Linked DNA regions of Mus musculus: regions 1, 3, 4 and 5 are each linked to region 2. Evidence: chromatin loops called from intact Hi-C (ENCODE). Cell type or tissue: left cerebral cortex. All regions are shown on one strand.

Evidence for each region. Hi-C counts contacts between places; a loop is a spot of excess contacts. Peaks named below come from ENCODE experiments on the same cell type or tissue, not always from the same donor. Only the 100,000 strongest peaks of a DNase experiment are listed, where the experiment ranks them.
Region 1: it touches region 2 in a loop (8-fold over the local background); 9 of 42 quality-filtered maps call a loop at or near these places.
Region 3: a loop joins it to region 2, with 7 times the contacts of the local background. A loop is called at or near these places in 3 of 42 quality-filtered maps.
Region 4: a loop joins it to region 2, with 2.9 times the contacts of the local background. A loop is called at or near these places in 5 of 42 quality-filtered maps.
Region 5: it touches region 2 in a loop (2.3-fold over the local background); 10 of 42 quality-filtered maps call a loop at or near these places.

Annotation. Positions count from the first base shown.
Region 1 is chr6:115,598,806-115,603,805 of GRCm38, forward strand. It overlaps Mkrn2 (makorin, ring finger protein, 2), which reads left to right and starts at 3,133. Exons shown (of 8, transcript NM_023290.3): 1 at 3,133-3,208. The coding sequence starts at 3,183. In left cerebral cortex, CTCF peaks have their summits at 2,119 (motif pointing right), 2,712 (motif pointing left), 3,274 and 3,546; DNase peaks (open chromatin) are centred at 3,029 and 3,369; H3K4me3 peaks cover 1,433 bases; H3K27ac peaks cover 757 bases.
Region 2 is chr6:115,806,378-115,811,377 of GRCm38, forward strand. It overlaps Rpl32 (ribosomal protein L32), which reads right to left and starts at 2,366. Exons shown (of 4, transcript NM_172086.2): 1 at 2,321-2,366; 2 at 1,425-1,525; 3 at 609-790. The coding sequence starts at 1,520. Efcab12 (EF-hand calcium binding domain 12) reads right to left here. Exons shown (of 9, transcript NM_001110506.1): 9 at 4,352-4,856. The coding sequence ends at 4,601. It overlaps Snora7a (small nucleolar RNA, H/ACA box 7A), which reads right to left and starts at 1,726; the gene lies at 1,598-1,726. In left cerebral cortex, CTCF peaks have their summits at 2,694 (motif pointing left) and 3,426 (motif pointing right); DNase peaks (open chromatin) are centred at 708, 1,676, 2,407 and 2,657; H3K4me3 peaks cover 1,797 bases; H3K27ac peaks cover 1,035 bases.
Region 3 is chr6:115,674,673-115,679,672 of GRCm38, forward strand. Raf1 (v-raf-leukemia viral oncogene 1) reads right to left here and starts at 1,963. Exons shown (of 17, transcript NM_029780.4): 1 at 1,564-1,963. It overlaps D830050J10Rik (RIKEN cDNA D830050J10 gene), which reads left to right and starts at 1,296. Exons shown (of 1, transcript NR_152134.1): 1 at 1,296-3,695. In left cerebral cortex, a CTCF peak has its summit at 2,407; DNase peaks (open chromatin) are centred at 885, 1,291 and 1,967; H3K4me3 peaks cover 2,805 bases; H3K27ac peaks cover 2,569 bases.
Region 4 is chr6:115,617,943-115,622,942 of GRCm38, forward strand. It overlaps Mkrn2 (makorin, ring finger protein, 2), which reads left to right. Exons shown (of 8, transcript NM_023290.3): 8 at 1-728. It overlaps Raf1 (v-raf-leukemia viral oncogene 1), which reads right to left. Exons shown (of 17, transcript NM_029780.4): 12 at 4,935-5,000; 13 at 3,874-3,920; 14 at 2,267-2,385; 15 at 1,843-1,974; 16 at 1,617-1,751; 17 at 627-1,467. The coding sequence ends at 1,324. Among named protein-coding and RNA genes, the nearest start is that of Mkrn2, 19 kb to the left of the region's middle. In left cerebral cortex, a CTCF peak has its summit at 2,853; no DNase peak of the experiment used is centred here.
Region 5 is chr6:115,606,264-115,611,263 of GRCm38, forward strand. Mkrn2 (makorin, ring finger protein, 2) reads left to right here. Exons shown (of 8, transcript NM_023290.3): 2 at 3,318-3,446; 3 at 4,256-4,437. Among named protein-coding and RNA genes, the nearest start is that of Mkrn2, 6.8 kb to the left of the region's middle. In left cerebral cortex, a CTCF peak has its summit at 3,056 (motif pointing right); DNase peaks (open chromatin) are centred at 1,409 and 3,042; H3K27ac peaks cover 1,483 bases.

The sequences.
Region 1 (5,000 bases), 210 kb before region 2:
ATGCCTTCAAAACCAGTACCCCCTGGGTGACTCTTACACATTACCAAGTCCAGCTGCAGCATGAGGTACAACCTTGGCTATCTCTGGAACACAGCTTCTTTGTGCTCTCAGAAGACACTTCCCAGAAGATTTCACCTCAGTGATGCTGGCCTCTTCTAAATCACCACTAATTTCTTAGCTCCAGATAACCAGCATCAATTTTCCCAGTAGTCCCTTTAATTCTGGACTCTAAAGCCAGAGCCATGTGGCCAAAGCTGCCAAGTTCTGCTGCTTGCTGGGGCTGGAACATGGCCCCATGTTCTATTACATTATCACTAACTAGCTTTCTGTTTTCTAACTCCTTCACTACCTAACCTTGGCTATCCTGGAACTTGCTCTGTAGACTGACTTTGAACTCAGAGATCTGCATGCTTGTCTCCTAAACACTGGGATTAAAGGTGTGGGCCACCAAACCTGGATTTAAGTTTTTCTTCACCTGCCGGGCGGTGGTGGCACACGCCTTTAATCCCAGCACTTGGGAGGCAGAGGCAAGTGGATTTCCAAGTTCAAGGCCAGCCTGGTCTACAGAGTGAGTTCCAGGACAGCCAGGGCTACACAGAGAAACCCTGTCTCGAAAAACTCCCCCTAAAAAGAAAAAAAAAAGGTTTTTCTCTACCTAGAACTTGCTCTGTTCTAGGCTGGCCTTGAACTCAGAGATCTGCTTGTCTTTGCCTCCTGGGATTAAAGGCTTCTGCTACTGGATCTAAATTTAGCTGGGTGGGATCTTGCCACAAAGTCACCACCCCCTAAATTCAATTTAATATCCTTCAGCTCCATTTCACTTCCTGGTGCCCCTTTAATACTCAAACCATATATTTTTATATTTTTCCATTATCAGCTGGCTGCACTTGTTTAAAATGCTCTTCATGAGGCTTAACCAGAAAACAAAGTCTATGATGGGCTTTTCTGAGGCTTCCTTTGTCAATGCAATCAATCTGTGTCTCTTCACTTTAGCCTCAGGCAGACTCTTCAGACAAGAGCATATTCTTCACCAAAAATACCACAAAAACAGTCTCTAGCCCACAAACTGAAATTCTCCCCTGAAACCTCTTGGGCCAGGTCAGCACAATTCAAATCACTCTCAGTAACAAAGTCTTCCGTATTCCTGCTAGGATAACCCACTAATCCCTTTTTAAAGCATTCCACTGCTTTCCAAATCCAAAGTCCCCAAATCTATATTCTTCCAAACAAAAGCATGGTCAGGCCTAGCACAGGGTTTTACTGCTGTGAATAGACACCATGACCAATACAAGTTTTATAAAGGACAACATTTAATTGGGGCTGGCTTACAGGTTCAGAAGTTCAGTCCATTATCATCAAGGCAGGAACATGGCAGCATCCAGGCAGGCATGGTGCAGGTAGAGCTGAGAGTTCTACATCTTTGTCTTTTTTTTTTTTTTTTTTTTTGAGACAGGGTTTCTCTGTATAGCCCTGGCTGTCCTGGAACTCACTTTGTAGACCAGGCTAGCCTCGAACTCAGAAATCCACCTGCCTCTGCCTCCTGAGTGCTGGGATTAAAGGCGTGAGCCACCACGCCCGGCTCTGCATCTTTGTCTTAAGGCTGCTAGTGGGAGACTCACTTCCAGGCAGCTAGGATGAGGATCTTAATGCCCACACTCACACTAACACACCTACTCTAACAGGGCCACACCTTCAAATAGTGCCATTCTCTGGGCAAGCACATACAAACCATCACAGGCATGCACTACCACAATTGGCCGTGGGCACAGTCTTCTGCAGATCTTTTGTAGGTAGCCACAGCTACTGAGTGTTCCTAAGTCTAAAGCTATGTCATGTCGGGAGACAGCATTCCATGGCACTCTCCCAACCCTCCAGCTTTTACATTCTTTCTCCCCCTTCCATGATATTCTCAGAGCCTTGCTAGCAAGGTCAGGGTATTGGCACACATGTTCTATTTAGAGCTGAGCATTCAGAAGTCCTTACCTGTTTTTACAGTGTACCACCTCTATAAAATGAAAAGAATACCCATAATGTTTCCAGAGTACTATGCTGTTCATTTTTTCTTCTTCTTCTTTTTTAAATTTATTTATTATATGTAAGTACACTGTTGCTGTTTTCAGACACACCAGAAGAGGGCACCAGATCTCATGATCTCATTTCGGCTGGTTGTGAGCCACCATGTGGTTGCTGGGATTTGAACTCAGGATCTTCAGAAGAGCAGTCAGTGCTCTTAACCGTTGAGCCATCTCTCCAGCCCCCTGCTGTTCATTTCTATACAATGCCAACTCAACACAATAAACCAGGAGACACTTTTTCAAAGCTGATAACACAACTGTAGTTTGCAAAAATCCAAATTATATATATGTACATACTGCTTCAGTGTCTGCCTCCAGATTCCTGCCTTGAGTTATGTACGTATGTATGTATGTATGCATGTATGTATGTATGTATGTATGTACACAAAAAGATCAGTACGGGGAGAGGATATTTGGTGTGGATATAATCAAATACATTGTACACATGTATGAAATTATCCAAAAATAAATAAATAAATAAAAATTCTTACTAGAGGATGGCTCAGTGGTTAGGAGCACTGGCTGTTTAGTTGGGGACCAGGGTTCAGTTCCCAGCACCGACATGGTAACTCACAATCGTCTGCAACTCCAGTTTCAGGTGATCTAACTCCCTCTTCTGGCTTGCACCAGCACTGCATTCCACTTGGTGTACAGCCACACATGCAGGCAAAAACACTCATATCATAAAATAAAGATAAATAGTAAAATTACTTTTATCATCATTAACATCATCAATCATCATCATCATCATCTTAAAAGACTGCCTTGAGAGATGGGGGCCGAACCCTAGAAGTAAGGGCCTCGCAGATGATTGGTAAATTCAGTATACTAGACATGCTCAGACCCTTAGCCTCAGAAAGTTGGGATCCGGACTACTAAGGAGTAGGGACCTTCCGGCTCCAGGCCCTGGCGGAACCCATTGTGATGGTGGTTAGGTTTCCGGGCGGCACCTTAGAAGTAGCGCACGAACGAGGGTGGCGCGCGCAGGAGTGACGCGACTCCGCGGGGGGCGGGGCGGGGCGGGGAAGGGCGGGGCGGGGCCGGGCTGGGCCACGGCGCTGGCGGCTCTGAGGTTTCAGTGCGACTCCAGCCCGTGGCCCCGCCGCCATGAGCACCAAGCAGGTCACCTGCAGGTGAGTGCGCGGCCCCTCTGGGCCTTGGGCGCTGCGGGGCAGCCAGGGAGGGAGGCGAGGGGCCGAGGCGGGCGGTGGCGGGGGGCGGACAGCGCGGATAACGCGCAGGAAGGCCGCATAGAGGCTAGAGCGGCAAGAGCTGCTGCAACCGCGACTTGCAGAGAGTGAGCGAGGGCGATTGCGGGGAAACACGGGCAGGTCGCATTTCTTATCCAGCATCACCACTGAGCCTCCGAAGAGTCCCATTTCGAGATGCAGGAAACCGAGGCCACCAGAGGTAAAGCGACACCCATTTAGGAACAGAAAGGCGGCTTGTTAGACGAAGTGGAAAGCAGAAAACTATTCCGTGACTACTATTTTGAAACAAAAATAGTTGGGTTGAGTAGCAACGTACTAACTTGGTGACGAGCTTGTGGCTGTCATTGGGGTCTAGTCCTGTGAGTTTGCATGCTCAGGAGGTGCAGCTTGGGAAGTAAGGCTTGTGAGAATCCCGACTGTGGAAACCCAAATTTCAAAAGGCTCCAAAATCCAATACTCTTAAGATACCTAAATAGAAGGCGGGCGGTGGTGGCGCACGCCTTTAATCCCAGCACTGGGAGGCAGAGGCAGGTGGATCTCAGTTAGTTGAAGCCAGCCTGGTCTATAGAGGGAGTCCAGGACAGCAAAGGCTACACAGAGAACTTTTTCAGGGTATGTGTATAAGCATATGTGAAATGATGAATTCTGTGTTTAGACTCTTGTACTATCCCCAAGACCTTATGTACATGAAAATACTGTAAAGTACAAAAAAAATTAAAGACTCTCCTGAGCCCAAGCTTTTTGGATTAAAGGAGCCTCGGCTTATACAGACTTTAGTTGGTTTCAGTAAATTAAGAAATTGAGATGTAGTTTGGATATGTGGTAAGCATTTAATGACCTTGTTATTTCTCATTAGTGCAGACTCCTAGAACTAATACCTTTATGAAGAGTTCTGTTCGACTTAAGATATTAAGGGTTGAACCATGTACCAAGGTCCCAGGTGGTTTATGTTAAGTAGTAATCAGAAAACTGCAGTTTGTGTATGTCTGTGTGTGTCTGTGTGTATGCATATGCTAGTTTTGTGTTAACTTGACAAAGTTGACATGAGACATCATCATTTGGGAAGAGGGAACCTCTTGGTTGATAACTGATGTGGGAGGACCCAGCTCACTGTGGGTGGTGCCACCTCTGGGCTAGTGGTCCTGGGTGCAGTAAGAAAGGCTGAGCAAGCCAAGAGGGTCAAGCCAGTCAACAGCACTCTCCTTGCTTCTGCATTAGCTCCTGCCTGGAGTCCTGCACTGGCCTCCCATAGTGATGGAGTAAGACACTTAAGTAGAAGATACCTACAAGTCTAAGCTCTCCTCCCAAAGTCGCTTTAGGTCCTGGTGATTTATCACAGCAATGGGAACTTTTCGGCAGTCCTGTAACAGTGCTTGCAGGTCATCGCTACTAGAACGTCTCTGTTGAGGATGAGTGAATGGGTACTTACTCCCTTCCGTCTGCAGGAGGACGTGTTCCTACCACAGTGGCCTTTAAAGCAGACTCAAGCTACTTAGAAAATAACCTCTAAAACTCTGCTTGTTTACAGTTTTGTTGTTTGAGACAGAGTCTCTCTGTGTATATCCTGAAACTCTCTATATGTATCAGGCTGGCCTTGAACTCAGATCTGCCTACCTCTCCTTCCCATGCAAGAATTAATTGCCACCACACCTAGATGGTTTTGTTTTTTTGTTTTGTTTTTTGTTTTTGTTTTTGAGACAGGGTTTCTCTGTAT
Region 2 (5,000 bases):
TCCATCCTTCCAAATGAACTTGTAGCACTTCAAGGCCTGGTTAAATGCACAACATAATCTCCCCATAGGACTCCTCCATCTGCATGACAACCACCTCAGAAAACAAATCCTTATAACCCCGAACACATACACTCTCTGCAGTCCTAGTTTACTTGGGAAAAATAAACTATTCCCATCACACCCTCATATCCAATGTCAAGAGTATTTCCTGAGAGGCCTTGGTTTTGCATCTCAGAGGTCACCAAGGGTTGTAACTTGCTCAAAGTACCCAGAATACCCCACAACCTTCTCTCTACAGCTGTGCCTGGAGACTTTTTCTCTACCTCAGCCCCAAAAGACCTGAGCTGCTCTGCAAATCCACCCGTCAGAGCAGAGCCAAGCACAGCTTAGGTCCCAGGTTAGACACAGGCCCCTGCAGTCTCATGACACTATAGCAGTGTTCCACACAGGACCATAAAGGACACTGAACACCCACTGTAAAAAGACCTTCTTCTCCAGTCTCAGGCTTCAACCAAGGGAACACGTCCTCTTTCCTCATAAGCATGCCCACTGCAGTGGCCTCAGTCTCACAGGAGGCAGGCACACTCCCAGCCAGGGGCCCAACTCACTTGTTGCACATCAGCAGCACCTCCAGCTCCTTGACATTGTGGACCAGGAACTTGCGGAAGCCGCTGGGCAGCATGTGCTTGGTTTTCTTGTTGCTCCCATAACCGATGTTGGGCATCAGGATCTGGCCCTTGAACCTTCTCCGCACCCTGTTGTCAATGCCTCTGGGTTTCCGCCAGTTTCGCTGAAGACACACAGGCAAGTTAGTCTCTGTGCAAACTGGCAGCTCTTGTATGTGTGTGCAGGAAGGGGACAGAATTCAAGGGGGTCATGTCATAAAACACACACCAAAGGCCGAGGTGTAGCTCAGTTAGCAGTGTCTGCCTGGCATGCACAGGGCCCTGGGCTCCATCCCTAGCACTTGCACTGGAATTTCAACATCATCTTCCATTGCAATTAAGTAGGGAGGAGGGATCAGTTAACTGCTGAACTGCTGGGTGTGCATGCCCATCCAGCCAACAGGTGATCTGCAGGCCCAGAGAGAGGTCTTAGCAGTTGAGAGCACTGGCTGCTCTTCCAGAGGTTCAATTCCATGCATGCATGTGCCTGGTGTGCAGACAAAACCCCAAAGATCTTTAAAATACAGGGTCAGGGTGCAGAGATGACTTAAAAGTGCCTGCTGTCAGACAAACTAAATCTGACCTGGACCCACAAGACAGGAAGGAGAGAATCAACTCCTTAAAGTGATTCTCCCTGCCCTTCAAACGCATAAATATAAAACAAAGTGTCATCTTTAAAATGAACTTTTTAAAATGCAGAGACAAGCGATAACGAGAAATGTGTGCTCAGGTCTTAACCCCCACCCCAGAACCACATACCTTAATTTTCACATATCGGTCTGACTGGTGCCTGATGAACTTCTTGGTCCTCTTTTTGACGATCTTGGGCTTCACCAGAGGCCGGAGGGCAGCCATGATGCCTTTTGACAAAAGTCAGACCCAAGTTAGTAAAGAAACTGGGAGGTGGGGCTGCGTCTCAGGCCTTCAGTGAGTAATGTTGCAGAGTGTCTTCCAATCACCAGCTACCGAGCAAACTGGGAATGGAATGGGTACCTCTGCTAGGCTTGCTCTCCCTCTTGCTTCCGAAGCTGGAAGAATACTAGCTACTCTCCAGACGCGATCCCAAGAGGTCAGTGGTTCATCTCACCCACTCCGAACCTCAAAGAACCGCAACCGATCTTACAGAACCCCAGCCAGGTCTCTCTGGTGGCGAAGGAGCGGCAAATCCCGCTCCACTAAGCTTCGTTATGTTTGAAGTGTTGCGCCCTTAAATACGCAAAGCCACCATGCACTCCTAACACGCCACCAGTCCGTCTGTCCCTCCCGGTCGTCTCAGAGCACCAACCAAAGGGTGCCTTCTCTGCTCCCCGCGCAGACAACCTGCTCCGCCGGGCTTGCGCTTCAGAAAGCATTTCTGCTCACTGGCGAGCGGCGGCAGCTCCCTGACTTAAGATTTCGGATTCGCCGCAGAAAAAGGCTGCTAACAAGCTAAGCAGAAAGCGGCGGGTGCCGTCCGAAACTCTCGGGCCGCATGGCAGCAAGCCCGCCCTGGCCGATGCCGGCCCCCGGGCAGACTCCGGAGCAGCGCCAGTGGCCAGGCCCGCGCGCGCTCGCCACTACCACGCTGGTGCGGAGGCCGCCGCCGAGGCCTCCCCACCCGGAGACGGGGTCCCGTCGAAGCCGCGGGCGGCGGATGGCCGCCGATACAGACTCACCGTAAAACAGATGGCAGCCACCTCGTAGGCAGCGCCGAGGAAGAAGGAAGAGGCGGCGGCGGCGCGCAAGGTATGATGGGACGGAGTCTTAGGTCCTGGCAGAGAAAAGGGAAGCACTTCCGGCTCTGGGTCCTCTAAAGAAAACTAAGATGTGCCTGAGAAATGATACTGAAAAAAACCCTAGTGGACTAGTGTTCTGTAGTAGACATTAACATCTTAGAGTGAACTAAAATTTATTTTTCTCTTGGGACTACTTAAGAAATTTGGGTTTTTTGTTTTTTTTTGAGCTAAGACCTGCTAGGTGGGCATTTATTTCCGCCCTAAGTGGAAGCCCAATAGCTTTTTAAATTGTTGGTTCCCGAGGGTGCCTCCTTGAGGCTGGGAGGTAGCAAAACAGAGACTCTTCGAAGATCCTTAGGCGGTTGGTTGAGCAAATGTCCTAAAACTTCCTAATATACAGATGTGCAAACCCCTGCTTATGAAGTGCTACTGAGCCTCCTCGCGACTTCTGTATGTTTAAATCTTCTCTACTTATGGTATGTACCTAATGTATTAATAAGTGATGGGTTAGCCGGGCGGTGGTGGCTCATGCCTTTAATCCCCGCACTTGGGAGGCAGAGGCAGGCGGGTTTCTGAGTTCGAGGCCAGCCTGAGCTACAGAGAGGGTTCCAGGACAGCCAGAGCTACACAGAGAAACCCTGTTTCGGAAAAAAAAAAGTGATAGGTTGATAATATTGCTAAGAAAATAGTCTATTGGCTGGGTGTGGTGGTGCACATTTTTTAATAACAGCACTTGGGAAGCAGAGGTAGGTCGAGTTTAGTCTATTTTGCTTATCTTTTGTTTTACAGATCATTGTGAAAACTCTATAATCTTAGGAGGAAATAAAACCAAACCTGAGCTGGGGAGGTGGCTTGGTGGAGCACTGTTGCTCTTTCAGAGGACTGGCATTTAGTTCCCAGGAACCAAGCGTTGCTTCACAACCTTGTTAACACCAGCCCTAGGGGATCAGATGCCCTTTTCTGTAGGCGCTACATGCATGTGGTACATACTCATACATGCAGGCAAAACACTCAATCACATAGAATAAATCTCATTTTTTAAAGATTTATGTATATGAGCACACTGTAGCTGTCTTCAGACACACCAGAAGAGGGCATCAGATCCCATTACAGATGGTTGTGAGTCACCATGTGGTTAGGAATTGAACCCAGGACCTCTGGAAGAGCAATCAGTGTTCTTAACTGCTGAGCCATCTCTCCAGGCCCCACCCCAGTCCCACCCTTTGTTTTGTTTTGTTTTGTTTTAAGACAGGGTTTCTCTGTGTAAGCCTGACTGTGGTCGAATTCACTCTGTAGACCAGGCTGGCTGGAGATCTTCCTGTCTCTGCCTCCCAAGTGCTGAGATGTAAGGTGTCACCACTGCCCAGCAGACTAAATTAAAAAATTTTCAAACTTTGTACAAACTCAGACAGAAGAGATGCCACTGGTGATCTTGACAGTGGCTCCAGGAGGTGGGGACAAATGCTGAATTGGGTATGCTGCCCCAACCCTTGTGCTTGCTGTAAAGGGGAGTAGAGACCCAGGTAAGTAGAGTGTCTTGTCTGGAGTGGCTGGGTCACAAACAGCAGGGCAGGACTGTTGCTCTCCTGTGTCTGTGTCTTGCCCTCCCTTCCCAAATGCTGCTTGGCCTACAGGCTATGTAAAGGCCAATGGAACATGGAAGTGTGTGGCTAATGGCACCTTACAGAGTACATTACATAAAGAGAAAGGTGAGTGAGTGAATTATACAGAAGGCCCATGAACTAGAGAGTATGGCTCTGATTTCTGAAGATTCACAGGGGTTGGGGGCCTCAGTCCTCCCCAGCTGAGGACATGCTACTTCATTTAACAGAGGACTCTCTTGCTGTCTGTTGTGTCCCTGTAGGCATTAATATCCCAGGATGAGAGGTGGGAGGTGTCCTGGGGAATCTGTCTCTTACATACTCACACTTCAAGTTTTCCAGCCCGTAAGCAGGAAATCACACGAGCAAGGCTAGTTTAGTGAAGGTTAGTTCAGCTCTAACCTAGTTTATTTCAAAACGGCAGAGGTCATGACAGATAGGAAAGCAGCATGTGTGTGTGGACACATCCACACCCCACTGTGGCATCAGGGGACACATCCCCGGACCTTCCCTGGGAATGTTTTGTTTTTTTTTTTCCGTATAGCTCGTTGATATCTCATGACTGCAGCTGGGGGCTTCTGGCTGCACTGTCTTCTGGTCCAGCATCCTGCAATCCACTCTAGTTGATGGAGTACACCTTGTTTGCATCATAATAGGCATGGGTCATATAAGAAAAGTCTTTCATGGGCCAGTAGTTCTTAGAGTGGTAAATGGCAGGGTAAGCAGGGGGCTTGTGTTCCACACAGCTGAAGATCGCCAGGCTCTGGTCCTTGGCCACAGTAGGCAGGTAGAGCCTCAGCTTGTCCAGAAGGTGACCGGGCCAGAAGTGATTGGGATGGGTGTCTGAGGGGCTTAACCTCTGCAACTTCAGCTTCCTGGAAAAGGAAAAGGCATAGGGAAGGTTGCTGTGGCAGAGGGACCAGGCCCAGGGCTCCTTCTCAGCAGAGAACATAAGCCGTGACCACTCTGTCCAGTGTGAAAAGCACTCAACTCCTCCAGTCTCCTCACTAGTGAGGACC
Region 3 (5,000 bases), 130 kb before region 2:
TCAGTGGTTCACAGCACCAAAGATTTGGACACTGCTCCTGATGTCTTCACTTCCAAATAGCCACTTCAGCATAAGCCTTAATCGAAGGAGCTATTTTAGAAGAAGAATGTTCACAGGGCTGCAGACGTCTTAACAAAGCTGCAACCTGGGGACTCTGTCCAAAGAAAAGAGTCTACTACATAAATAGGGTTAATTAAAAATACTTTCATGCTACACTTCTTCAGGTGCTTTCTATAATCTGCCAATTTCTGTCTGTTTGGGGAATGTGTTAACCTTAGAAATAGCTGCAAGAGTATCTCCAAATAGGAACCAGTGATCAAGCAAGCACAAAACATTTTCTATCAATTACCAAAACTGGTTAGCAAGACTTAACAAGGTAAATTTTGTTCACTACCATAGCGGGAGGGGAGCAAAGCAGTAACCAGCAAGAACTAAACATTCACAACATGAAGTTAATTAATAAATGAACTAGTTCATTACTATCCATCACACAGACCCTTCACAAGCGATCAATTTTTCCTTTTGAACCCTGACGTCTGTCTTCCTGCACCCCACATTTACTAGCTGCTCCCCCAAATCATCCCAACTCCCGCAGGCTATGCCTCTGAGCCTTGGTGCCAGCTGTTCCCTCCGCCGACAATGTCCTCCCCTCTGCCTCACCTGGCGGAACAGTCCTTCAAACTCCGCGCAGAAGCAAGCAAGGAACCTCAGGGCTTCTCGACTCTGCACCTAACTGTTCTAAATCCCAAGAACACTTGGGAAAACAAGCCTTATCACCTCCGGTTGTTTTCACGCCCCAGGAGCTGAGTCTCCAACGACCCCACAGGACGCATTGCAGGCATTCAGACGTGCCCTGAATTCATTCCCCACTTCTATACACAGACCTGGCCCATTCCCCAGGACCCAGTTACGTCTCAACCGGGAAAGAAGAGATTCGACTGTCCCTCCTAACAAAGAATGAAAACCAGAGGCACACCCTGGGCCCTGGAGAGAGAACAATGAATGAACACGGTCACCTCGTTTGTGTCCCAACTCTGCATCCATGCACCGGCTCTGCAAAAGCCTGGGAGGTTGTCGCTTCACACAAAAGGCAGCCTGGCTCCCGATCGCGAGCATCCCGGGCCACCCATTTGGAAGCCCCAGGCGAGGTCGCAAGCCTTTGAGGCGGGACCCTGACCGGTTTCTCTCGCTGCCTTCCCCGATTCCTCTTGTCTTCCCTAAAAGGGTGTCACTTAAGCGAAGCAGCCCGAGAGGAGGTGCAAGGCCGGGCTCCCCCCACTTCTGCAGCCCGAGAGAAAAAAGAACGAGCCCATCCCAGTGACAACACAGTCACTGGGCAGCTCTGGGAGGATTTTTTTTCCCCCATTGCCAAAATATGAGGAATGCTCGCTGGGCACCGGAGTGGCGCTGGCACGTTTCCGAGAAACACTGGGAAATCTGAGCAGGGGTGTGGAAACTGGCTCGCCGGCCATGACACCCGGCCCGCGCCCGGCCCGCCACCAGGATGACAGCGGCCTGGCCGACCCTGCGCCCCACGGTCGCACCGTCAGCCCTGTGGCCTACCTGAGGGAGCCGGGCAGTGCCGGGTCCCGTCGTGCAGCGGCAGCGGTGGTTGAGAGAACGCGTTGGTTGCGGTCACATTCGGCGTGTCCCCAGCCCGGGGGACGGGGCCCCGGGGAGGCCCCGCATCGCTGCACTAGCGCCCCGCGCCTCAGGGCACGCGCCCCAAAGCTCGGCCAGCTGGCCCGTCCGAGGGCCTGCGGAGAACAACAGAGAAGCCTTCCCGCCTCAAGTCCGCTCGGCTCTAACTCCCGCCATCCAAGATGGCGGCACCAGCACCCGCGAAGAAGACGCTCTCAGGCTATCCCGGGCGAGCTAGCCCTGCGCTCGACACTCGTCTCCACGACCTGCGGCGCCGCCGGGCTCACTGCCTCTGCGCGAGCTCCTGGGCTCGGCAGTCCGCTTAAAACTCGGCTCGGGGATCTATCGCTCGAGCCTGGAATGTGGCCCCGCCTCCGGGGGCGTGGCCTCGCGGTCCTGCGGCCGCCATTTCGGGGTTGACTCCGTGGTAGCAGAGTGACTGTTTCTGGTTGGAGGCCAGTGGTATTGGGCTGCAGCCGCGGTCCGGCCACCCGCGAGGCCCTCAGCGGGCCAGACGCGCCTGGTGACACACGGCACAGGGCTCCAGCTCTGGTGCTTCCTCTCCGAAGTTGACATCCGTGGAGAATGGCGGCCTAGGGGTTTTGTGGGAAAGCCCTCATGCTATGTGAAACCTCAGGTTCCTCATTTGTAGATGGAGTGTTCGCTGTAGTACACCAAGTTGACCAAAAACTAAAAGTATGGTGTTGCACACCTGTAATGCCAGCGCTTGGAAAGTGAGGGCAAGAGGGTCGGGAGTTCACGGTCATATGAGCTGCATGAGACCCTGTCTCAAAAAAGAAAAAAAAATTAAAATTGATGCGACAATATGGCCCACCGTAAACTGAAGCCTGTTGTGCGTCTTCGTACAGCCCCCGTGGAATAGACACCTGGAGGGCAATGTGTATTGTCAATTGTGCTTTTTTTTTTTTTTCCCCTCTTTGAAATAGGTTCTCAATTTTATTTATTTATTGTGGTTTTTCGAGACAGGGTTTCTTTGTCTAACAGCCCTGTCTGTCCTGGAACTCACTTTGTAAACCAGGCTGGCCTCGAGCTCAAAGAGATCGCTCTGCCTCTGCCTCTTGAGTGCTGGGATTAAAAGCATGTGCCAGATTCCCTCTTAATTTGAGGCTGGCCTCAGACTCTGGTTCTCCTACCTCTGTGTAAGTATTTTCCAAGTAGCCATTTGGGGACCCGCAAGGTGACTCAGAGAGTAAAAAGTGTGCAGAGTAAAACCTGATGGAAGAGAGAACAGGCTCCTGAAAGTTATCCTCTGACCTCCATTCGAACCCGGTGCTACGTGCGCAACCTGCAACCGCATTTACAAATACACAGACAAGTTTTTTTTTGTTTTTTTTAAGTAACCATTTATAAGTAAACATCTTTTGGCATTTAGTGCGTTCACAGTATTGTGTAACCACAACTTTGGTTCCAAAACATTTCCATTACTCTGAAATAAAATTACCCACTAAGCAGTTTAGTTTCTCACTAGCTCCCACCCAGAGCAACCACCAATACTCATTTTGCTACTACAGACCTGACTTCTAGATTATCTTGTGTGCGTGGATACTTATAAAGTATGGGGCCCTTTATGATTTAAGTCTTTTCACTTAGCCTGTTTCCGAGTTCATCTGTAACACATGTGTGCTAATACTTCACTCCTCTTTAGAGCTAAACTATTTCATCAGAAGTTTACACCAGATTTTCTGTCTAGGATAACCATGGAAATTTAGGTTCTTTCCATCTTTTGGCTTTTGTATTGGTTACTTTTCTGGTTTCTGTGACAAGATAATGGACAAATGCAGGGTTAAAAAAAAGGGGGGGGGAGGTAGGCCCAAAGGGGAATGGCTAACCACTGGGTAGTGGTTAGGGCACCAGCTGCTCTTGCAGAGGACTTAGGTTCAATTCTCAACACCCACATGGTAGTCACAACCACTCATAACTCCAGGTGCAGAGGATCAAATGCCCTTTCCTGATCTCTGTGTACCAGACACATAGTACACAGATACACATAAATAGATTAAATCATAATAATAAAAGAAAGGAAGGGCTTCTTATTTTGGCTGACAGTTGAAGGACGCAGTCCATCATGGTGGGAAAGCCATGATGGCAGGAGATGGAGGCTGATGGTTGTGTCTCCCCATGGTCAGGACAGAGACTCAGGTCTTAGCTCACTGCTCCTTTGTGTTCCCTTTTCCTGTCTGAGACCCTCTGCCTATGGATTAGTGTCACTTTTAGAATGGGTCTTCTGATAACAACCCAATCTAGACGCTCCCTCAAAGACACACCCAGAAGTGTGTCTCCTAGGCGATGCTGCAGCAGTGGTTCTCAACCTTCCAAAGGCTGTGACCATTTAAAACAGTTCATGTTGTGGTGACCCCGATCATAAAATTAGTTTTGTGGCTATCTCATAACTGTAATTTGGCTACTGTTATGAATGGTTGTGTAAATATCTGTGTTTTTTTAATGATCTTAGATTGCCCATGTGAAAGAAAAGGGGATTGAGACCCACAGGTAGAGAGCCCCTGAAGCTTGTGAAATTGGCAGTCAGTATTCGCCATTACAGTGAGTGGTGGGACTAGAGTGAGTGTTATATGTACTTGCCTTGCTCGTGTTCCTTTTTTGGTTTGGTTTGGACTTGATTTTTGAGACAAGCTCTCACTCTGTAGTCCTGACAGGCCTGAAAGTCACTATGAAAACCAAGCCAGCCTGAAACTCAAGAGATGTGTCAGCCCCTCCTTCTGGAGTGCTGGAATTGAAGGTGGGCTCCTGGCTAAGTGCTCATTCCGTTCAAGGTTTACTTTTAGCTGTGTGTATATGGTAAGAGGGGTGGCATGTGCATATCAATGCAGGTGTCTATGGATCTAGAAGAGGACGTTGAATCCCTTGGAGCCAGATTTACAGGTGATGTGAGCTGTGTCCGTGGGTGCTAGGGATAGAACTCACTTCCTCCACAAGAGAAGCACGTGCCCTTAGCCACTGAACCATCTCTCTAGATCCCCGTTTTTCATTTTCTGGAGTATATATCTAAGAGTGGAATTTGGGGAAACATTTTATATCCTGCCGGATTGCATGTCTCCCACCTTGGAGACCTAGTTTGTTGATAGGCAATGTTAGGGTTAATTAGGTAAAGCTTGCAAGCAGAGCTGGGCAGTTTGGGGGCAGGGGCTGATAAATAGTCTGAAAAATGAATAGGTGGTGTTGGATCAGGAAGGGAAAAATGGAGATGTTTCAGAAGAAGCAGGGGAGAGGGAAGGCTAAAGCCAGCTGTGACGGTATTAGAGCATTCTCCAGTTCAGAAGTGGCAATGTTGGGGGTGGGTGGGTATGGGGGACTTTTGGTATAGCATTGGAAATGTAAAT
Region 4 (5,000 bases), 190 kb before region 2:
TATGTGGTCCAGCTGTTTTAATTGAGTGCTTTTAAATGAAACCTGACTGCCATCTTTCTTTTGTGACTTTCTTCCTTAAGCAACAGTAAACTTGCAGCAGATCTGGTTTTTTTTTTTTTTCCTTGCCAAGACATCGCCAGCCCTGTAGAAGGCTCCTCTGCAGTGATCATCTCTAATAGAGTTGTCGAGCCTTGGAATTGATGCAGCTGTGTAGTGAGAACACATTTGGCCATATTGGTGCTGCTGTACCATAGTGTAGACTTTTACAGCTGTGAGGGTGGCTATTGAGTTCCTTCCAGTGTCTCAAGTCACAGGTGTGTGCAGTTGTGAAGATCTCCAGGGAGACTCCATCTTACCCTCCCCTTGTACTAAGAGCACAAGACACAGGACTCACAGATTGCTTGTTCTCCCCTATAAAGTAGTAGGCTCCACACTTGTTTTTGTGGTAAACAGGAGCAGTCACTCCTCTGTCTAAGAACTGGGGGCAAGAAAGAGCAAATTTGTCCTGAACCTGAATTTATTTTTATAAGAAAACCTGTTATTACCTGTGTGCTTTTCACTTGGTTGTTCATGAACTGCAGAGGGGGCTCCTTGAGTTCTGTCTGCACAAGAAACTGCACTGCAAGTTTTGAAGGAGTCAGTAGCCATTAAACCTAAATTTAATTTATTTTATTAAAATAACATAAGGAACCAACTGTATTGGCTCAATAAAAACAAAATTAAAACCCAAAATCATTAAGAAAACCTGTATTCCTGGCTTTCTTACAGACAAGGATGTGGCTACAGATAGGGTTGGGCCGCGGCCCACCCCATAGGGGCAGCTCCTGGAAGACAGATTCAGCACGTGGGAGGCTGCCAAAGGTGGAGCACCGCGCTTGGAAAGCCATCCACACAGGACACCTTAGACACAGTTTGTCCACAAAGTTCTGTAGTACCAAAGCAGGCTCCCCCAGGTGGCCAGGACTCCATGTGCAAAACTGGCACTGCACCACTGTCCATATAGGCTCAAGGAGCCAAGTTCCCAATTGCATGTCCCTGCAGCAGCCGGAGTGCCCTACCTTCTCCAAGGCCACTTGCCCTACAAATACTCAGCTGACTTGTATACCTCTGGAGCTGAGCAGGCTTTCTTGGTGGACAGCTTCCATTTCCAGGGCAGGAGGGGTAGAAAAGAAGGCAATATGAAGTTAAGGCCCTGTGAGTAGTCTAGGTCCTTAGCAGCAGCAGCTTTTCCAAAAACATGCATTCTGCCCCCAAGGAAACAGAAAGTGGTGCCTGCTGACTCTTCTTCGTCCCCTGGTGGCCTAAGAACAGCTACATCATCAGCTAGAAGACTGGTAGCCTTGGGGATGTAGTCAGCGTGCAAGCATTGATGTCCTCAGTGTGAGCTGCCCGATGCAGGGAAGGCTCAGAGGCGCTCCTGTTGATTTTCGGCAGAGAGTGCTGAAGCAGCTCGATGGAAGACAGGATCTGAAACAAGGCCCCACGTGGTCTCATTAGTTGGAAACTTGGTATCTCCCCAACCATACCAAGAGCTTGTGGAGGTCCTCTCTCCACCGACCCAATCCTGGCCCACATTTACATCCTTAGAATGTTATATTTCAACTGAGCTCTCTAACCTGGGGAAACAAAGGTCTCTCTTCTTTGACTTTCTTCACACAGTCAGCCACCAACCTCTTCATTGCCTTGGGGCAGTTCTTGTAGAGCCTGCTGAGATCAGGGGATGCATACCCACGGCCTACCATGAAGATGATCTAAAGAAGAAACAGTTGAACAAAGGAGTCTGTGAAGGAGAGTCCCAGGACTAAGTAGCCCCTCACTGTGTCGCCCGGCCATGCAGATCACCTGGTCTCGGTTGTTGATGTGGGCGTAGGGAAGCTCCCCAGCCATCAGCTCGTACAGCACGATGCCGTACGAGTACACGTCGGACTGGAAGCTGAACGGGTTGTCATCCTGCATCCGGATTACTTCTGGGGCCTGTAAGGATGAAGTGTGTTAATCCCTAGGGAATGACCTCCAGAGACATTGAGGAACCAGGCTATTTTAACTAGTCAGGAAGGAAGTTCAAGTCCTTAGCCCAGGGTAGCTCCTCCCACAAAACCCCACAGGCGCTGGCCTCTGTTGCTTTGCCAGGATATGCGGTTTTGCCTTAAGCTAACTGACACCACAGATCAACCAGACCCCCATGGCTGTGCAGAAATGCTGTCAAATTTTGCACCCTACTCTGGCCCAGTAATTCCATCATGTTGTGTGGGGCCAGCTTCCTCACCATCCACAGCACAGAGCCAGTGGGCTGTTCAACCTGCTGAGAACCACTCCAGCGTGACTTCACTGTTGCCAAACCAAAATCTCCAATTTTCACCGTGAGGCCTTCATGGAGAAATATATCTCGATGCTTGTTAAGGAGACTGACAGTTTATACTGTTTATAACAGTGCTTCTGGCCTCCTTCACTTCACTACTAAATCTTTCAGGAGACAGGGAACGATGGCATGCGCACACTCAATTACAGGGCCCCACACTGCTTATCCCCTCTGCCTACATTTGGTACTCAGGTTTACCACCCAACTGGTCTACATTGTGACTTCTGTCAGCTTACTGCTAGGTAACAGGCAATTTTGGTCTGATTTGTGACCTGCTGATTTATTGGAATTCAAGCCTTAAATCTTGGCCCAGTGCTTAGCTGCCGAAAAAGAATGACCTCAAGAAAGGAGGTCATGGCCACCGAATAAGCATAGCTCATTGGCCATGCAGAACAGCTGAGTTTAACCACCCTGCCATGTGCCATCTTACAGCATGAAAGGTGCAGTTGGTAAGGAGATGCTATTTCTAACAGTGGCCTCTAGGCTGACTTCTGTACATTTAACAGAAAGTAGCCATTTTGAAATTTCTGGAATTCTGGGATACTGGTTCTAAGATGCTAATTCCAGGAGACCTTAAGAAATATTGTGTCCTTTGAGTTAAAAATAGGAGGTCAGGTGATTAGTGGAATTTTGGTTGAAGTCTGACTCACAATAGTTACAGTGGGCCTTCAAACTGTTTCCCCTGGGAAAAGCTAAATGGAAGCCTTTAGCAGGGTCTCTGCCAGGGATGGGAACCAAAAGTGTCACATCCCTGGCAGAATTGCAGCAATCAGTGCTACCATCAAAGACTTGAAAGATGCAGGGGTGGTGATTCATGGCCAGTACAGAAGACAGATGGACTGTAAAAAGTGACAGGCTATACCAGATGTGGTGTCCTTACTTGAGCAATTAGCATACTTCCTGATATACGATGTGTAGCTACTGACCTAGCAAATGCCTTTTTCTTTGGTATCTGTCCATAAGGACCACCAGAAGCAATTGCTTTTGATTAGAAAGATCAACAGTAAACCTTTAACTCTCCAGCCTTGTGTCATAACTTAGTTTGAAGGGATCTTGTTCATGTCTCTTCTACAAAATATCACATTGGTCTACTATATGGCTGACATTATGCTGGTCTGAAAAGTGAGCAGGAGGCAGCAATCACTTATGACTTGTTGGTATTAGATACATGCATCAGATACTTTCCCATCTGTATGCAGGCTTACACCTTCCATAGGCTCAATAGAAATAGATGCAATAACCTTCTCAAGCTATATTCTGGATAATCTAACCAGGCTGAGTTCAAGTCTATTTCAAGTGTGTATCGCCTCAGAAGGAATTATTTCCAGATCACTGTTGGTTAAAAAAAATAATAATAAAACCTTAAGGAACTCTCATGATCACCATGTTTGGCTTCTCAACTATATTTCTATTTTCCTTTAAAAGTCCCCTTCTCCCCATTCTGGCACCATGAACCATGTGTGCAAAAAGGCCCTTTTGGGTCCTTAAGCTGAGAACTCAATACCAAAGGATACTGTTGGATTTCATGTCTCTGTGGATGATGTTCTTTGCATGCAAATAGCTGTGAAGGAGAAAAATCACTCAGTTAACCACCTCACTGCCCTTCAGCTAACTGGTGGGTAGCACTGTGCTCTGCATATTGAAACTTGGATTTGCTCTGCAAACCAAGCCAGGCATTTCACCTCACATTCTGCCTATCCAAGACAAACCCAGAAGTGGGAAGGCAGATTGTCAGAGGCCGGGGATGGCTGTGAGCTGGATTTTTTTCTGGGCGGTAAGAACACAGAATGTAGTAATAGGATACAGAAAAGCCCCCAAGCCATACACTTCCAAAATAATTTGTATGGTATTTGAATTGTACCTGTGCTGCTTATGATTTAGAGTTCTGTATGAATTTTTTTGTTCTTTAGTTTTTCGAGACAAGGTTTCTATTTAGTCCTGCCTGTCCTAGAACTTGCTCTATAGACTATACTGGCCTTAAACTCAGAGATGCAACTTGCCTCTTGAATGCTGGGATTAAAGATATGCACCACCTATCTGGCTTCTGCATGACTTTAAGACAGAACGAAGCACTTATTTTGTAACACACCAACTACAGTCACCTGGCTGTAAGCACTAAGGAGCTCTGCACCCTCACCATAAGGGCACTTGGGAAACAAAGCTAAAGAGCACTGCCTGGTGGTCACCTGGTCACTCCACACCATGGGAGCAGAGACCCTAGAGATGACCTTTGAAAGAAAATGGATAATCAAAAGAGACAGTTTGGGTGTCAGGCAGCTTACAACTGATTCCAGCCCCAGGGGGACTCCTGAATACTGGCACTCATACCTACACAAAGATCCACATAAATATACATAATTTTAAAAAAATTTTTTGAATTGTAATTGAGAAAAGTGCCGGTGAGGAAAGGGTATCTCCCTGTAGGCCATGGCTGAGTGGACGGTCAGGCTGATGAGAAACGGGAACTCCGGACTTCCCATCCATGAATATCTGCTGTCAAAGAGCCACTCGATCCAGTCCCACAAAAGCAGCTCAAGGGTTCAAGCCACAAGGACTCACCAAACCGTGTACTTACTCCATTCCCTGAGCTGTCTGTCGGGCAATGTCAATTAGCTGGAACATCTGGAATTTGGTCTCCTGG
Region 5 (5,000 bases), 200 kb before region 2:
TTGGAAAGTGTCTCCTGGGACACGTGGGTGACTCTCCAGAAGTTCAGAACTTTCCATTTCCCATCTTGATGGTGAGACTCAGGGGAAGGAAGTTGATAGGTGGGCCTGGCCAGCTCTTCTGCTTTCATGGGTGTGCAAGGCAAAGATGCAGGCTTGCTCCATAAGCTAAGCAGGAGGTGGGCATCTTCAGCAGCCTGCCCACTCTGTCATGAATGTCATGGACACTGTACTCTGTCTGGTCTACTTGCTGTCGTGGAAAAGGCCAGGTGCTGGACTGTCTGTGCTTGGCTTTTGCCTTGCTGGTTTAACCACAGGGCCAGCTCTCCAAGGAGCAGGGCCTTGCTTTTGCCAACAGTGTCAATGTGGATGTGCTCAGTGATCCAGTCTTTGAGTTTTGGGACTGAGAGGAAGAAGAGGCAGGTAGGTTCTAAGGAGTCATCTTGTGTAGCTTGGACAGGGCAAGTTGTAGGTCATGGCTCTCTGGAATCAGCTGGTGAGTCAGCTCATTCATGGCCACTGTTAACCCTTTATGTGATCTCATTTCATATGTGCCTCACATTGTATTTGTTCAATGGAATGTGAGGAGGCTCTACCCAAAAGCCTACTTTCACAGTGTTCTTTACCATAAAGGAGCAGGGCAAGATAAACTAGGCAGGCCAGTAGCAACACAGTTGGCTGGCTCAGGGTCCAGTCTGCTGGTCCACTTTGCCTGATGAGGGAAATTTTATTCCTGTGTGTGTGTGTGTGTGTGTGTGTGTGTGTGTGTTCCTTTTTTCTACAAGTTGTTGTATGTAGCTAGTCTGGCATTTAGCTTATGGCAATTCTCTGGCTTAAGCATCTCAAGTGCCTGCTGCGTTCTTAAATAAGTTTAAAAATATTCGTTCCAATAAAGCTGTACTAGAAAAGCATTTCTGAGCCTTTTGTAAAGGGACTGTTTTACCTTCTCCTGCAGGCCCCCTCTCCCTGCAGCGTGTCCCTGCAGTGTGTCCCTGCAGTGTGTGCCTGCAGGCTGACTGTACCACAGTAGGGAATGTTCTGCAGTCTCCAGAAATCCCAGCCTAAGCGTGTGCCTTTCAGCTTCCCGGGCACCTCATTTTGAGCCAGCAGTGTTACAGCTGCTGACCAGGTGACCTGGTGAGCTCTGGTAGTGTGATTCCAGTCAAGGCTCCCAGCAGGCCTGCCCCTGCCTCACCCCACACAGAGCTACCTTCCAATCTCCACTTAACATGAGCTTGAGAACTCTGCCCTCCCTCAGCTGTGTCTGTGTCTCCTGTCTCTCTGCTTCCCCACCCTTCAGCCTTCACTCGGAAGATTTCATCAGTGTGACTAACGCCACTTGTCCTGTCCTTTATAGGCCTTAGTAAGAGCTGCACTCAGGGGAGCCTGAATAAAGCTGTGCTGAGCGGAGCAGTTCACACTGCACCCACTCATTTAAAAGTGATGTCAGCCTTCTGTTACTACAAAGGCAGTTATATAATATGTTCACAGTAGAAACACTGGGAAGGGCAGGTACTGTAAAAAGAAAAATGTCAAATGCCTGGGTTCCGGCAGCCTGTGGTCAGCATCAACAGCTTTGAGAGCTTTTGCCCTTTGCATATTTATTGAGCTTAGCCCTGTCTACTTCCACCCTCTTCTCCCTCTCCCATTGCCCCTTATCCTAGACAATTAAATACTTGGGTGGATCACCACTCTTAGCTCACTAGTTTATGTTTATGATATTTTTAACCAAAATGAGATCCTGTATATGGCTTTAAAAAAAAAAAAAGAATGTTGTGTGTACTAGTTAGTTTGTTGTCAATACAAGCGAAGAGTTGTATGGGAAGAGAAGTGTTGAGAATGCTTCCACCAGCTTAACCTGAAGGCAAGCCTGTTATTGCTTTTTCTTGACTAGTAATTGGTGTGGGAGGGAGAATCCAGCTCACTGGGCTGAGCAAACCAGTCAGCAGCATCTCTGCCTTGCGTTCCCTCAGTAATGGACTGCGACCTGGGAATTGAAAGCTGAAATAGACCCTTTCTAACTCACAGTGCTCTGGTCCTGGTGTTCATCATAAGAGTAGAAACCCAGGAGGATACTGGATAATGTGATAATTTAGTCATATAAGCAATCCCTGGAGCTCTACATGTTAGACAAATATGCTGAACCCCACAGTCTTCCCCCTTAACTGCCAACAGTCGCTCTGCTTTCTGCTTCTGTGAATTTAACTATTCAAAGTACCTTACATGAATCTGTTGGCACAATGTCCTTAAGGCTCATTCATGTCATGAGTTGGAAATGTTTTCCTTTTTAAGGCTGAATAATATCCCATATGTACATACATTTCATGAGGTTTGTGCACTTTTTCCTTTTCTTTTTCTTTTTTTTTTTTCCTTTGTTTTGTTTTTTGAGACAAAGGCTCACTGTGTATCCCTGGCTGGCCTTGGTTTTTTGTTTGTTTATTTGTTTTTTAAGTCTAGGTGTCATGTGCAGGCTAGCTTCAGATTTGTTATGCATCTAAGGATGACCTTGAATTTCTGATCCTTCTGGCTCTTACCTCCTAGTGCTTGAATTATAGGCATGCATTGCCACATCTGCTTTATTCTGTGCTAGGAGTAGGACTCATGGCTTAGCACATGCTAGGCAAGCACCCTACCGATAGAGCTAAATCCCCAGTCTCCTAAGAGTGCTAGGATTTCAGGTAAATGCCACCATGCCCAGCATCACTCGTGACTTCCAATGCCACTGTCTTCTTTGGGGATCAGTACAGCAGCATTGTGAGGCAGTATGTGTTGTCTTCATGGACAGGTGAAACGGCAAGGAAAAGGAAGAGGGCTTTGGGGACTTGGCTGAGCCTGGGACTTTCTCAGTCATTTTTTTTTAACAACTCCAGGAGAATGGGGAGGCGGGTTTTCTTTCCTGACATGTTTTTCCAGTTATAAAACTGATATCTTACATATTCAACATAAAGCAAGAGCTTCTCCATAGAAGGGTTTGAAAAGCATTTTATGTGTATGAATGTATGTATGTCTTGCATGTATGTCTTTGCACCACATGCACGCAGTGATTAAAGAGGCCAGAAGAGGGCATCAGATCCCCCTGAGCCTGGAGTTGAAGATGGTGGTTAGCTGTGGTATAGAGGCTGGAAATAGAGTCTGGGTCCTTTGCAAAAGCAGCAAGTGCTCTTAACCCCTCAAGATAGAAACTTTTGAGGTAATTTTTCTACAAAGCTGATCTTAGGTCTTACAAAATCATGGAAAATGAGTGCACTGTGGGCGCTTGGTGTGTAGTGCTCGTGAGTCCTCCAAGGCATAACTCATCTCTCCTGTACTTGGCTTCTCAGGTATTTTATGCATGGCGTATGTCGCGAAGGCAGCCAGTGCCTGTTCTCACATGACTTGGCGAACAGCAAGCCGTCCACCATCTGCAAATACTACCAGAAGGGCTACTGCGCCTATGGTGCACGCTGCAGGCAAGGCTGCCACGACTGTGGTTACTGGAGCTGTTTGGTTTTTGTTGACAGGGTTTTATGCCGCCTAGGCTGACTTCAAACTTTATATGTAGCCAAGGCTGGCTTTAAATTCTGGTCTCCTGCCCCCATCTCCAATGGTGGAAATACAGCTGTATGCCATATGCCTACCTGATCATGGGCCTTAATATGGGGAGATTTTAACTTAAAATTGTATTTAGAATATTAATAATTTGTGTCTGACCTTTAAACCCTGTATAGAACACCCTAGACTTTCCCACTGCTACAAGACAATACCCTCACTGGTTTTGTGTGTCACACGGTGATATGCCATTGGTTTGAAAGCCATTTCTGGTTCATGCTCAGGTGACTTCTGGCGTGGATGCTATGCCATTCATGCACACAGAGCTCTGTTGCTCCAGGCTAGAACAGTGTGAGGTACTCCATGTTTTGGTGAGCAGAGCCCATCTGGTCCTCACTGTCTGGCAGAGTGATAGAGTTTGAGTGGGTCACCTGTTCATGCACCCCCCCCCCCCCAATCAGTGTGTCCTGAGGATTCCTACCAAAGGGCCTGTCATGGTAGCACGGGTGTCAAGGGCTTTCCTTGGCAGTAGATGGGTCTCTGTCAGTCCTACTGGGATACAGGTGTGGGTATAGGTAACAGGACACATGGCCCCAATAGCCTCTTTCAGTTGAGAGTACAGAAACAGGTCCTCAGTGAGTTCAGCTGTTGGTGGCTGGGGGTGCAGGGGAGGGGAGGGTGCAGGTGTTAGGGCCTGCATGGCCATGACACATTGTTATGTTTTGTTCAGATATGATCATACAAAGCCCCCAGCTGCAGCAGGTGGAGCTGTGGGTCCTGCACCCAACCCTTCGCCCTCCTCAGGCCTGCATAGTCCTCACCCTTCTCCTGACATTGCCACATCTGTTATGAGGACACATTCGAATGAACCTGGAAAACGGGAGAAGAAGACGCTGGTGCTCAGAGACCGCAGTGAGTGAAGTGCAGCTTTTGCTGCCTCTGGGTGTGCTGCTCTCGGGCTCTCAGGCCTCCTTCTCACGACACTCCTGACACTCCAGGAGTCTAGAGTTGATCTGAAAACAGGCTGCAGAGCTTCAGAGGTGGCTCTCCACAGCTTGGCTGAGCTCCACTTTGAGCCCAGCAAAGCATCAGAGGAGTCTTTTGTCCCATGAAGTTGCCTCTTCATAGGAGTCACCGACTATTCACTTCTAGCTGGGTGTTTTAATGGTGGGCATGTGTCACTTTCTTGTTTGGTGCTGTGTCCTGGTAGTGACTACTTTGGGGGTTTCAAGAGCATCTTCAGACATAGCACAAGGATGAGGTCTGGGCCCATAACAGGTTTGAGAGAAAAAAAGGCATCAAATGGAAAAGGCTTTTGAGCTGCTGGGCCTCGCTGGGAAGTTTCCTAGTTCTTGGGGTTATTCCCCTCGGAATAGGCACATTCTACTCCTAGCAAACACATCATCAGCTTGATGCAGTGGGTCATCTCTGACAATGTCAGCCGTGTGTGACAGGGCAAAATCCCACTGACTTCA